Linked DNA regions of Homo sapiens: regions 2 and 3 are each linked to region 1. The links are chromatin contacts, found by Hi-C in ENCODE. All regions are on one chromosome and are shown on one strand. Each heading gives the region's core, a stretch centred on a gene start or an enhancer-like site at or near the end of the contact. The rest is flanking DNA. Distances are from core to core; before and after follow the strand shown.

Region 1 (4,500 bases), core at 2,001-4,500:
ATGTGCTTTCATGTACATTGTCTCATTTGGTCCTCACAATCAAGAGATAGGTATGATGGCCATAACAGTAAAGGCAGGTCTTCTGGCTTGAACCCAGTGCTTTTCCTACTGTCACACTTCCCTCTGTAATTTTTTTTTTTACCCGATTTTTTTCAGCAGCCCAAAGAAGCAATCTGCTTGGGTCTTTTTCCATTTTTTTTTCTTGCAATCGATACCACTCTTCATTTTTGTCATCTTGCTCCTCATCTTCATCAGAATTGCCTACCCAAAGACTTTGAGTACCAGTAGGAATAAGGTGTCCATGTGTTTCCAACAATTCAAGTTGGTTAAAGTGTTCAGAAAAATCCAAGGAATTCTCTTGGTCTGGTATTCCATCATCATTTCCTTTTTCTTTTTCCATTTTTTACTACTATTCTAAATAAAAAGCATTTCAAATGCCAGGATATAAATCTTTCTAGAGATGAATTATGACTGCTTTGTTCATCAAGATCTGAAAACACAAATACAAAAGTTATTAGTAAAACAATAATTCAGGCTTTATCAACTGCATAGATAAGTCTTGCAAACATATACAATTAAACCCTGTCTAAACTCTTGTTTTTCTCATGATATCCCTTACATACACTAAATACTGATGCTGACAGAAAACAACAAACTATGATCTAATAGTGGTCTAATGCTTCTTACTTTTGTTGTTTTCTTCTAAGTCAATTATATTATTATAACTATTATTTTTAATCTACTGGTTTAGGTATGATGGTGTTATGCTAACAGTGATGAATGCTTAAAGGTTTTGAAGTATAACTAATACAATGAAGACAGGTGCATTCAAGATTTTTATAAACTAGACACACAGATAATATAGAGCAGAAATAAAAACTTCTAATTCCTAAAAATACTATTTCGAAGAATCAGGGATTCTTGAAGATGGAATAGCCCCCAAAAGGACATCTGTTCCAATCTGTCATCGGTACATATATCTTTATCACAGCATCTACACTAATTATCCTATTTCTACTTTGATAATTTCAGGCCTAGGAAAATTCACTGCTTTAAAAAGTAGTCCTGTTTATTGATAGGCAACTATAGTTCTTAGTTGGGTCCTTGTTTTCAACTGAATTTTGGCTGTCATTCATTCCTTCATTCAACTAATATGAATAGAATGTCTGGTATGTGCCAACTTCTGGGTACTGGGATTCAATAATGAGCAAGATCCATGTCTTCACCTCAGGAAGCTTACTCTAGTGTAGGTGACTGGCAAAGACATCATGTGTCTGGCAAAGACAACATGATAAGTACTACTACAAGACCTTGTCTAGAAACCATGAGTATACAGGAGGTTCATAATTCCCCTAGTCCTAAGGGATTAAAGAAGGCTTCCTGAAGGAACTGATGTTTATTCTGCTAAGCTGCCATATTAATTTTTAAACCAATATCAGCTTAAAGGGTTACACAACATATAAACCTTAATCAATTAAAGAAAAGGAGAATAACCAATAGATAATTTACAAATACGAATTCCCAGCCTCTCAACTCTATTTGTTGAAATATAATCAGTCTTTCAAGGCTCTTCTCTGATGTTATCTCTTTCATTCTTTCTTGATCCTCTCATTTAGATCGCTTTCTGCTTTCTACTTTTTTTGGTGCTACATTTCACCTCTAACTTTGTTCTTGTTTTAGCCCCTTAAAAGATTATAAGCTGAAAGATAAGGACCACATTTAACTTATATTTATCTCCTACTTGTCTATAGAAGGCATTAAGAAGTATGTGTAGCATTACATTTAATTAAAGTCTTGTCACTTGATTTTGCCTGGAATGGATTCTGAGAAGTTCCAGAGTTAGGCATAACCCCAAGATACTGATTTCTTGATACCTAATCTCACAAGTTTAACAGTATACAATCTTAATGTGGTATTAAACTTTATTACTAGTGGCAATAGCACTAAACTCAAGTTTAAATGTATTACTCATGTCCAGTAACTTTTCTGGTCCTGTTACTTTATTGTAAAATGTAAGAATTTTACTAAAGTATTCCTAAGGCCAATCCGGCTTTTCAGTCACCCAATCAGAGACACCCTTGGAATCAGAGATATCCAATCAGAATTGCTCTGTGTTTTATTAATTCTCCTGGAGCTTCCACTTTTTCTTTGATTCTCAAACTAATTCCTGAACCTTGCAACACAAAAATGACCATACATCAATTCATTAAACACTTAACAGATGCTAATAAATAAAAGTTCACTTGTAATTATATCAAATATAGTAACCTTATACCACAGATCTTACCCTCTCCCCCAACATGCTTTTCCTTTCAATAAAAACTCCCTTTATATAAATTTTGAGTTTACAGATCCAGATACAAAAAATTATGTACAAAATTTTACTGGTATATTTAGTTTAAAAAGCCAAGCCTAGGCGCATCTACCCGACTTACAGTTAAGAAACAAAACTGATGACTTGATGATGATATTCCTGATATTCCATCAGGAATGTCAGGGTATGTTTCCTAACTTAAAGGGCATATCCTATTTTGAGAGAGATCCGAACTATGTCAACTCCTTACAAACAACTCAGTGATAGGCGGGGCTATAAACCTTACTGGTGAAGGAGGTTCAGATAGATTAAAACAACTTGCCCTAGATCAAGGACCCTTCAATGGAACTGAAAGGGCAGACGTTCTAATTCAAAAGTTCTACATTATTTTTCGCTGCACTATACATCTTACTGCTCTCAGCACAAAGCAGTGCAGATGTGCTGAACTCAAGGACCTAGGGGCGACACCTGTAGAGGGTCTGGCGACTGGGAGGGAGGGAGAGGGGATCCAGCTCCGGCACTCTGCCACCAGCCGGGAGCTCACAGGCCCGTGAGCTCCGCCTGCGGCCTTCCAAACAGCCAAGAGCGGAGAAGCGGCTTCGGTCCTACCTGGGGACCACGAAGCGGCCTGACCTGCAGGGCTCGGCCTGTGTCCACAGGCTACCCACCCCCACGGGCTCAGGAGTTCTTAGATGGCGCCGGTCCATCAAAAAGCGAGGTCCGGGACAGGGAATAACAACCCACCTGACAGAAGGGAAAATCGCCGCCTTGCATCTCACTTCCGGGTTCGTCTCCTAGCCTGCTCAGGATTGGCTCCTGCGTGAGGGCGGGGCCTCGCCGCTACTTTCCCCGCCCCCTCACTGCGTGCGGTAGCCAATGAGAGCCGAACTGGACTTGAAGCATCTACGTTATCCATGAAGTGTCGCGAGAGAAACGGACGCCGTTCTCTCCCGCGGAATTCAGGTTTACGGCCCTGCGGGTTCTCAGAGGCAAGTTCAGACCGTGTTGTTTTCTTTTCACGGATCCTGCCCTTTCTTCCCGAAAAGAAGACAGCCTTGGGTCGCGATTGTGGGGCTTCGAAGAGTCCAGCAGTGGGGTAATTTAGGAATCGCATTCGTCTCCTGTTTCTGCAGGTTCCCAGGCGGAAGCCCAGAGTTAACTGGAACCTCGGGAAGAGCGGGCCGAGTGGGCAGGGGAGGGGTCCTGGCGGGCTCAGCGTTCTGATTCCGAGGTTCCCTGCGGTGAGGGCGTGTTGAGGCTTGGAATCCCGACGGAATCTGGAGCTCCAGATGTGGTGGGGGTTGTCTCGCGGTGGCAGCCACTCTTCCCCAAACCTGGCTATTTTCAGTCATCCTGCTGGTGCTTAAAGGTGTTCCTCCGCAGACCACGTGTTTGTTTATTTACACTCGCTTTAAACGCGGGCCCGTTCCCTTTTCCAAACTAGCCAGGTCCTTTAAAAAAAATCGTGGGGTTTGAATAGGAAATACAGGATTGCCTCTGTTCTCCAGAGTAACCTATGCGTGCAACTTAAAAATATCTGCACATCTAGAGTTGTTTGTGTGTTGAACCAGAACCGTATGTGACCCTTTCTGCCCATTTATTTAGCATACATTAATTTCCCATAAGAGCACGGGAAAGGAAAATAGGAGTTTAATCATCTTGGTGAAACTAGGAAACAGGATGTACACTGGAGATATATTATTTTCTATGCTCAGTTCATTAAAAAAAAGTATAGTGGGTGCTTAGATGAAAATGAGACTTCTAAATTTGCCAGTCTAATTAAGACGTCTGTACCTTGTGCAGCGTAAATCATGTTGGTTAAATACGTGCAGGCTTTTAAAAAATGTGTTTTATGATGTAATTTTGTTTTTAGAATTTCTAGAATTTGGAATCGAGTGCATTTTCTGACATTTGAGTACAGTACCCAGGGGTTCTTGGAGAAGAACCTGGTCCCAGAGGAGCTTGACTGACCATAAAAATGAGTACTGCAGATGCACTGTAAGCACCTGACTTCTGGAATCCCTTGTTATTTGGGGTTTCTAAAGCTCGTCAACTGTGATCACAGTAAAAGAAAACTTATTTAATAAGCAGTAAATAAGGAACCTGTTTATGAACAGAAATATTAGTCATCAAAAAGGGTATTTGGAATGTTTTAAATATTTATCTGTTTGTTAACTGGAAGCTAA
Region 2 (4,193 bases), core at 223-2,722, 1.4 Mb before region 1:
AGACCGTACTGTGCAACCGACTCTGCACAGAGAAAAACAACCTATTACGTAGATATTTTTATTCCCATTTTATTCCCATTTTAGAGATGTGAAACAACTTAACCACAGCACAGAGCAAGTGTAGAGACAGAACCGGGATTCCGATGAAGATCTGTCTGGTTCCAAAGTCTCTACACTTTTACTACACTGTTCTTTATTAATCACTAGATAGAACCATACACATATTGTTACATCAGGCAGAAGGTTTCGAGGGTTCTATTAACAAAGTGCTACGAATGAACTGGGTGGAAGAAAGTACATAGGTCTCCCATTCAAGGGTTCATCAGCCTTCACTAAGGAAATTTAAGTCAAAGTAGCTGACAGTGAGTCAGCATTTTGGAAGGCAGGTAGAGATGGTGAAGAAATAAGGAAATTCTTCTATGAGTCATGATAGATATTTAAGCTTGTTAAAAAATGTTTTTGACTACCTACTCCCTTTGCCTACAGAGTCCAGTTAAGGTATCTTAAAAATTATGGAAATAAAAACAATCGGTCGCTGTCTGTCCTCGCCAAACTCAAAAAAGGCTAAGCCTTTTGTGCTTAAACACATACTCATCAGTAACTATTCTACCTTACACTGAACATAACTAAGCTAGGTTGTTCTTCTTGGGAATGTACTTGCAAGTTAATACTGCACTGCAACTATAAGGTTTTTTAAAAGACATCAGTTGTACATTATAAATTAAATCTAGTTTAAATCAATATAATTCAATTTATCCTAGCAAGGAAGTTTTTTAAGGATGGTCTGATTTTTTTTTTACAGGAATAATCTTTGCATAATTTTACACCCCATACATGAGATGATTAGGATTCAATCTCAATCAGAAAAATCCCTTTATGGTGTCCTTATGGCTTTCCTGTATCCTAACAGAAAAATCCTAGCAGAAGCATTTCCCCTTTACCCAGTTCCTGTTCTCTTATCACAGTTCTATTCCTCCACACTCCCTTCCTGCTAGGCACGGGAATTTGAAAGGGCAGGGAAAAATCGGTGAAAGTTTGTCTTCTACTTGGGTAATCCAACACCACCGCATCCAGTAGTATATAATTCTTTTTGCATGTATATCAGATCCTCCCCAATCCCTCTCCCATACCTCTTTCTCACTTTTCTCTCATTATCCGGTCCTCTTGTTTTCCTTGACCCCCACATTCCTGTCTAAATCATCCTCCTGGCCTCAGGTCCTTATCGCCTTCCTGAGACCCTCATGTTTAGTGTTCCCTCATTCCTCTTACACCTAGGATTTCTCCTCCTTCCATAAGGGTCTGGTCCTTCATCCCTCCCGCTTCACCAGACCCCCTCACCCTGGGAGCCGCCACCTCCCTTTCCCCAAGACCAGATGTCGCGCGGCCGGACACAGCCAGCACGGAGAGTCGATGCCGGCGTCTGAGCTGCGCAGTGGGGTCTTCCCGCTGCCCAGCAGCCTACAGGCGCGGTGCACTCTGGGGGAACATGGCCGCTTCCGGTCTCCCTCCCGGGCCGGCGCTGGCCTGACTGCGGCCCCGGTCCGTAGCACTCCGCCCTCCGCTTCTCCCGCCCTGTAGCCGCGAAGACTGCTTCAGCCTTTCCCTGTGCTGCCCCTGCCGCGCGATGGAGAAGAGCTCGAGCTGCGAGAGTCTTGGCTCCCAGCCGGCGGCGGCTCGGCCGCCCAGCGTGGACTCCTTGTCCAGGTAACCAGGACGCCCAGGGCCCCGCCCAGCGTCCGAAGGGGATGGAGAGGGGCCGGGGACCTGCTGGATTGTTGCCCCAATTCGCGGATTCTGGTTTCTGAAGGCTACGCCGGAATTCCTTCCCCGGGACTTGGGAACCACTTCTGCCTCCCTCCCTGGGGCGTGGAGGCTGAGGAAAAGGAGGTTAAAACTCGCTGCTTCTTTATCGATTCCTCTACCTTTCATATTCCGATCTCGTTTTCTCCCCGATGGAGGTGGTCCCAGTTAATTACTTTCTCCTGTCTTTCATTCCCTCTCAAACCTTTTTTAAGACAGTTCCCCCCGCCCCCATTCTTTTCCCCACATTTCCTGTCTTTCTCTGTCACTTTTTCCAAAACCATCCTAAAGTCAGTCTTTCCTCCTCCACCCCTTCTTATGTCTTTGGTTTTTGGGTTCTTGCCCAGCCCTTTTCTCTCTTTTCATGGCTTCACCTTCTTAATTTCTTTCATGCTTTTCTCTACACTCTGATTTTCTTCTCGCCTCCCTTTTTGCTTAAATATGTAAATAAAAATGTCTCCTGTGCTTCTCTTTTCTAAATCTTCCAGCTGAAAGTCAGTATCAAGGAATCTGAGTGGTTTTTATCCCCAGTGATAGGTTTAAGAAAACAAAATGAGTGGTAGTTTTCTTCCTTCTTGGGCTACTGGTTCTCCACGTTGTCATTTCTCTTGTAACAGATGGGAATTTTATCCTGGAATTTTGAGGAGGACTTTATGCAGCTTTGCAGAGAGCTTTTATGAATATTAACTAGACGCGTTTTGGATGCAGTCTTTTTCTTTGATTTTAAAATAATGATTTAAAAATTTTTTAAAAAATAATATAAGACCTGTATTTGCTTTTTATGCAGCCACGATGAAATCTGGTTCTTTTCCACTGAATAATAGTCTAATTGTTATTAGAGAGTGATTCGATAACTGCTGTGTGAAAACACACAATTTTCATTTTCTCCTTCAATCAGTTGAAGTGGCTCTATTATAATTCATTTTGGATTCTGCTAAATATGGGTAGTTATTGCCTTTTTTCCTGTTGATGTTCAGCACCTCACTGGGGAACCACTGTCTGATCCCGTCATTCTACATTGCCATATGCACTCATAGCTCCCTGCACAGTCGTTTTTCAGAGTCTTTAATAAGCACACTATAATTGTTGGCTTAAAGTGCCTTTTCTACCAGGTTATAAGCTATTATACTTGAGGGCAATCTTAATCATCTTCATATCTCCAGCACTTAACATAGTCTCAGCATGTGATAGGTGCTCACTAAATGGTTTTTTTTTTTTCGAATTTGTAGCCTGAATTATCCAGGAAAGGAGGATTTTTCTTTGCAGTTTGATTATATATATTGCACGTTTGAATCAAGTATTTTTTGAATTCTGTATTTATTGCTTTGAAATTTGGAAAGCTGAGGATTAACATGTTCAGTTGTGTAATTCATTCAGAAAACAGGTTGGAAAATTCGAATTTTATGGGAAAGTTACAAATGACAACTATGCCTCAGAATAGCATAAGAGGCAACCAGTACTCTCATCCAAGGCAGAGAAGTTAGAACCACATGAAGCAGCACAGTATGTTAGAAAGAAGGAAGTACTGGAAGTTAGGAAGCTCCCATGCTGAAGTCTCTGGCTGAGCTAGCTCTTTGGTCTTTTCATTTAGACTTTCTAGTCTACAGTTTTCTCATCTTTTAAAATAAGAAGCTTGATCTAGAAAATCTGTAAGGTCCCTTGGAACTCTAACATTGTCATTTTTAAAATTTTAATGACAATACTAAGATGAATGCATTGATATTAATTTTAAAGATAATTCCTTTGCAAATAACCTTTGTTTTGGATTTTTGCAATTACACGAAATAAGTGTCCTTTATTATTACAAACTAATATACCTAACGGTGCCACTTGAACATATTTATTTCCTAAAACAGAAAGCCCAGCAAGTATAAAGATTATATATGTATATGAACTTCTCTATAAAAAATTATGTTACTGACAAATTTGAGAAAATTAAGTACTCCTCGAGAGAATTGTGATATAGTAGATTAGCCTAATCCTCTCTGGACAAAAATATAAGTATGATTCCTATTTTCCATAAGAGAATGCCAGCTTTCATTACTCTCCTCTGGAAGGTAGAAAAGTAACATTTACTTAATGTCTACTGTATGGAAGTTTCCCTGCTAAATTCTATGTATCTTTTATTTCATTAATCATCATACCTGTTTGTGGCACTCTCCTTAATCAACAGTATGTAATAGATACATTATAGACACTAGTTAGAAAGCTTAATTTTAAACAATCTAGGCTAACACTTCATCGCAGGTGACTCTAATACATTGCCAGTGTGGCCTGCTTTGGTCTCATAGCTATGTTAAGTGTCTATCTAGATTGTTTAAGTTATTTCTTTTGTTTCATTAGCCTTTGACAAAGCAAAATTATTGCTGTTTGGCCTATATTATCTCAGTTTT
Region 3 (4,006 bases), core at 1,412-3,911, 1.8 Mb before region 1:
GGAGAAAATTTTTGCAACCTACCCATCTGACAAAGGGCTAATATCCAGAATCTAAATGAACTCAAACAAATTTACAAGAAAAAAACAAATAACCCCATAAAAAGTGGGCAAAGGATATGAACAGACACTTCTCGAAAGAAGACATTTATGCAGCCAAAAAGCACATGAAAAAATGCTCATCGTCATTGGCCATCAGAGAAACGCAAATCAAAACCACTATGAGATACCATCTCACACCAGTTAGAATGGCAATCATTAAAAAGTCAGGAAACAACAGGTGCTGGAGAGGATGTGGAGAAATAGGAACACTTTTACACTGTTGGTGGGACTGTAAACTAGTTTAACCATTGTGGAAGTCAGTGTGGCGATTCCTCAGGGATCTAGAACTAGAAATACCATTTGACCCAGCCATCCCATTACTGGGTATATACCCAAAGGACTATAAATTATGCTGCTATAGAGACACATGCACTGGTACGTTTATTGCGGCACTATTCACAATAGTAAAGACTTGGAACCAACCCAAATGTCCAACAATGATAGACTGGATTAAGAAAATGTGGCACATATACACCATGGAATACTATGCAGCCATAAAAATTGATGAGTTCATGTCCTTTGTAGGGACATGGATGAAGCTGGAAACCATCATTCTCAGCAAACTATCACAAGGACGAAGAAACAAACACCGCATGTTCTCACTCATAGGTGGGAATTGAACAATGAGATCACATGGACACAGGAAGGGGAACATCACACTCTGGGGACTGTTGTGGGGTGGGGTGAGGGGGGAGAGATAGCATTAGGAGATATGCCTAATGCTAAATAACGAGTTCATGGGTGCAGCACACCAGCATGGCACATGTATACATATGTAACAAACCTGCACGTTGTGAACATGTACCCTAAAACTTAAAGTATAATAATAATAAAATTTAAAAAAAGAAATAAAAGAAATTATAAAACAAACAAAAAATCTGAGTGTATTTGTCCCCATTTCCAAGCTAACAGGATTGGTGAAAATAAAATGGACTAAAGTAGGCTATCCTATAGGGAACTAAATTGCAAATAAATCCAGTATTGAGATGTTTGCCTTGATTTTGCCTATTTCTATCCATAGCTCAGTTTGAAACGACCATATTCGTGAAATGCCAGAGTTTGTTTAGATTACTGAAGGTATATTATTTGAGACCTCAAATCCAAATGACTTCCAAATTAGGATACCCAGAATATTTTTGGTCCTGACTGTTGCAGTATTATGCTCACCTTAATTTAATCTTCATAATTGAAAATAAGCAGAATCCACAATAAGTTTTTTTTTTTTTTTTGGAGACAGAGACTCACCCTGTTGCCCAGGTTGGAGCGCAGTGGCGTGATCTTAGCTCACTGCGACCTCCGCCTCCTGGGTTCCAGCAATTATCCTGTCTCAGCCTCCCGAGTAGCTGGGATTACAGGCGTATGACACCATGCTCAGCTAATTTTTGTAGTTTTAGCAGAGACGGGGTTTCACCATATTGGCCAGGCTGGTCTTGAACTCTTGAACTCAGGTAATACACCTGCCTTGGCCTCCCAAAGTGCTGGGATTACAGGCGTGAGCCACTGTGCCTGGCCAGGATTGGATATTTTAAAGGTTGGATCACTTGAAAATGGGGGAACAATGATCTGTGTGAGATCTATTTGGTTTCTATTATTAAACTTCTTGAAACTCAGAGCCAGGTGCAGTAGTGGTGAGTACCTGTAGTTCCAGCTACTCAGGAGGCTCAAGTGGGAGGATCACTTGAGCCCAGGAGTTCAACTCCAGCCTGGGCAACATAACAAGACTCCATTAAAAGAAAAAAAAAAAAAAAACTTTTTGAAACTCAGCTGCTACACATTGACTTTCCTCATTGTATATGTGCACCAGGTAGCTAAGGATACTTCAGGTCTTATATTTGGTTTTTCATAGGCAATCATGCATTCCCAAAAAAAAAGCGTTTTTTTCTAGAACTGGTATCGATAATTGTATCATTCTCATAAAATATTTTATTTATCCCAACTGATTTGCCTGTGATCACCCAGACTCACTTATCCAGAGACACACAAATGGGCAGGCAGGTAGACAAACGCTACACCTGCCTGCCCTTTAGGAGCTAACAATGTGATTACCTCTCCTCTCCACGCGCAACCCCTTCCGCCCTCAACACACACATTCATATCTTCCTTATTCTATTAATGAACATTTCCTCGGTGCTCACACAGCTCGTGCTAGGTTGCTCAGTGGTGTCATTTACAATATACTGAAAAATGAAAATGATATCCTCAGCGGGGCGTAATGTAGGGCTGAAAGGGAAAACACATTCCTGGCCCGGAATTTCTTAAACATTTAGAGCTGGTGAAATGGTTGTGTAGAGGTTGGGGAATTTCCCCAGCCTTCCCCGCTTAACCGAGTCTGATGCTGAGCTGAGCCAGGGCAGCTGAGATGCGCAGGGCTTGGGATTTACCTCTTCAGCCACTGGGAGGCCCTCTGCGTTCCCCTTTCCCCGGTGCCTGGCTGCGATTACTCACTCGCGCAGTGGCACCAGCCTTCCACCAGGGAGCCTCGAACGAGCTCTCCCGCCCTCTCCCCGCCCCCCCACCCCCATCTGCAGCTTGCTGGCTCTCTCTTTCTCCTTCTCTGTCTCACTCTCTCTCTTTCTCTCCCTCTCCTATCGGAGCACAATGAAAGCCTGTGTATCGCCGTGACTCCGGGCGCGAGCCAGTGTCAGCAAAGCGGCTAACAACAGACGAGAAAGAGAAAGGAAAATACAAGCTACTTTTTTTTTCCATCTATAAAGCGGAGCAAATACAGGAGATAGAACCAGATTGCTTATTGCGAGTCCAGACCCTCAGATCCACTGGCCGGGGATGGAATGTACAAAAGTGGACAGAAAAGTGGCTGGACATGACTCGGTGCAATTTGCTGGAAGTTTGTAAGTTTGACCATCGTTTGTAAATTACTCTCGGAAGAGTTTGTCTCTCTTGATACTGTATTAGAATAGAGCCGGGGGTGAGGAATAGAAACGTAAGCGGGAAAGAAAAAAATGTGTTGAAGGATCTCTCTCAGTGGCTAGCGACTTAAGATTGCTTTTCATTTAAGGCTAGGAAACCTTAGAGGGAGTGAGGATTTTACCGGTGATTGGATTAGCTGAAGAAAAAAGCATGGTCCAAAAGTCCAATTACTGACATTGTTAACAGTTGAAAAGCTGTCTCCCTCTTTTGGGAGAAGACAACATCCTACAGTACCCCAAAGAGGAGAAAACACCGGAGCGAAAGGAAAGGGAGGAAAAATTAAAAGCCAAAAGACAGTCTCCCTTGATTTTTGCACATTTTGAACAGTGACTTAAACATCTTCTGAAACAGCACTGTTTTGTTTTGTTTTGGTTTTTTATTTAACCTGAGGAAAAGTCAAGGCTGCTGGTTACATAGACATGGTAGAAATGTGTTTCTCTGCAGAAACATCCCCATAAAGAATTGTCGGAAACAACTAGGTGAGGGGGAGTCCTCTCTATTAATACCTCTCTCAATACCTTTTGCTGTGTGTTTCTGTCTCTTGCTGGACAATCCCTGAATTCTTGATCTAACCCCCAGATCGTGTGTTTACAAAGTACCTAGTGGCTCTTGTCAGCTTGGTGGAGGAAAAAAAATCCACCAACTCTGTCCAACTTCTCCAGAGCTGTCAAATGCAATTAGAGTAAGTTAATCAGGGTTTGTTTCCAACTTATCCTCCCCCCAGTTGGTTTCTATTCTTTCTCCCCACCCTCTTTTTACTAACTCCCCTCCCCCACAACTTCTCCACGGCTCCCCCACAACCTCTGAAGACCTCTATTCATGTGGCCCTGAACACTGAGCTCACATTGTCAAAAACAGACTTGCCTGCAATAGCCAGCAGTAGCCTCTTTCCACCTCACCATCCCAGAGGCAGCAATCATTGTGTCCGGTAAGATGGGGGACACAGCGCCCCCGCAGGCCCCCGCAGGAGGGCTAGGGG

The links. A loop is a pair of places that touch in the nucleus more often than their neighbours do. Pooled maps may share reads with other maps.
Region 2: a loop to region 1 is called in a map of naive thymus-derived CD4-positive, alpha-beta T cell, with 4 times the contacts of the local background. The contact joins the promoter of MTMR2 here to the promoter of MRE11 in region 1. A Hi-C loop is called at or near these places in 2 of 168 maps with a recorded cell type or tissue (naive thymus-derived CD4-positive, alpha-beta T cell and transverse colon) and 8 of 50 pooled maps.
Region 3: a loop to region 1 is called in a pooled map, with 2.6 times the contacts of the local background. The contact joins the promoter of MAML2 here to the promoter of MRE11 in region 1. A Hi-C loop is called at or near these places in 4 of 50 pooled maps.

Annotation. Positions count from the first base shown.
Region 1 is chr11:94,492,594-94,497,093 of GRCh38, reverse strand. It overlaps MRE11 (MRE11 double strand break repair nuclease), which reads left to right and starts at 3,250. Exons shown (of 20, transcript NM_005591.4): 1 at 3,250-3,303; 2 at 4,188-4,312. The coding sequence starts at 4,293. ANKRD49 (ankyrin repeat domain 49) reads right to left here and starts at 3,110. Exons shown (of 3, transcript NM_017704.3): 1 at 3,059-3,110; 2 at 143-490. The coding sequence starts at 400. RefSeq lists an enhancer at 2,811-2,900.
Region 2 is chr11:95,921,386-95,925,578 of GRCh38, reverse strand. It overlaps MTMR2 (myotubularin related protein 2), which reads left to right and starts at 1,472. Exons shown (of 15, transcript NM_016156.6): 1 at 1,472-1,704. The coding sequence starts at 1,625. RefSeq lists enhancers at 1,255-1,384, 1,445-1,494.
Region 3 is chr11:96,341,850-96,345,855 of GRCh38, reverse strand. It overlaps MAML2 (mastermind like transcriptional coactivator 2), which reads left to right and starts at 2,661. Exons shown (of 5, transcript NM_032427.4): 1 at 2,661-4,006. The coding sequence starts at 3,961. RefSeq lists silencers at 2,478-2,667, 3,785-4,006.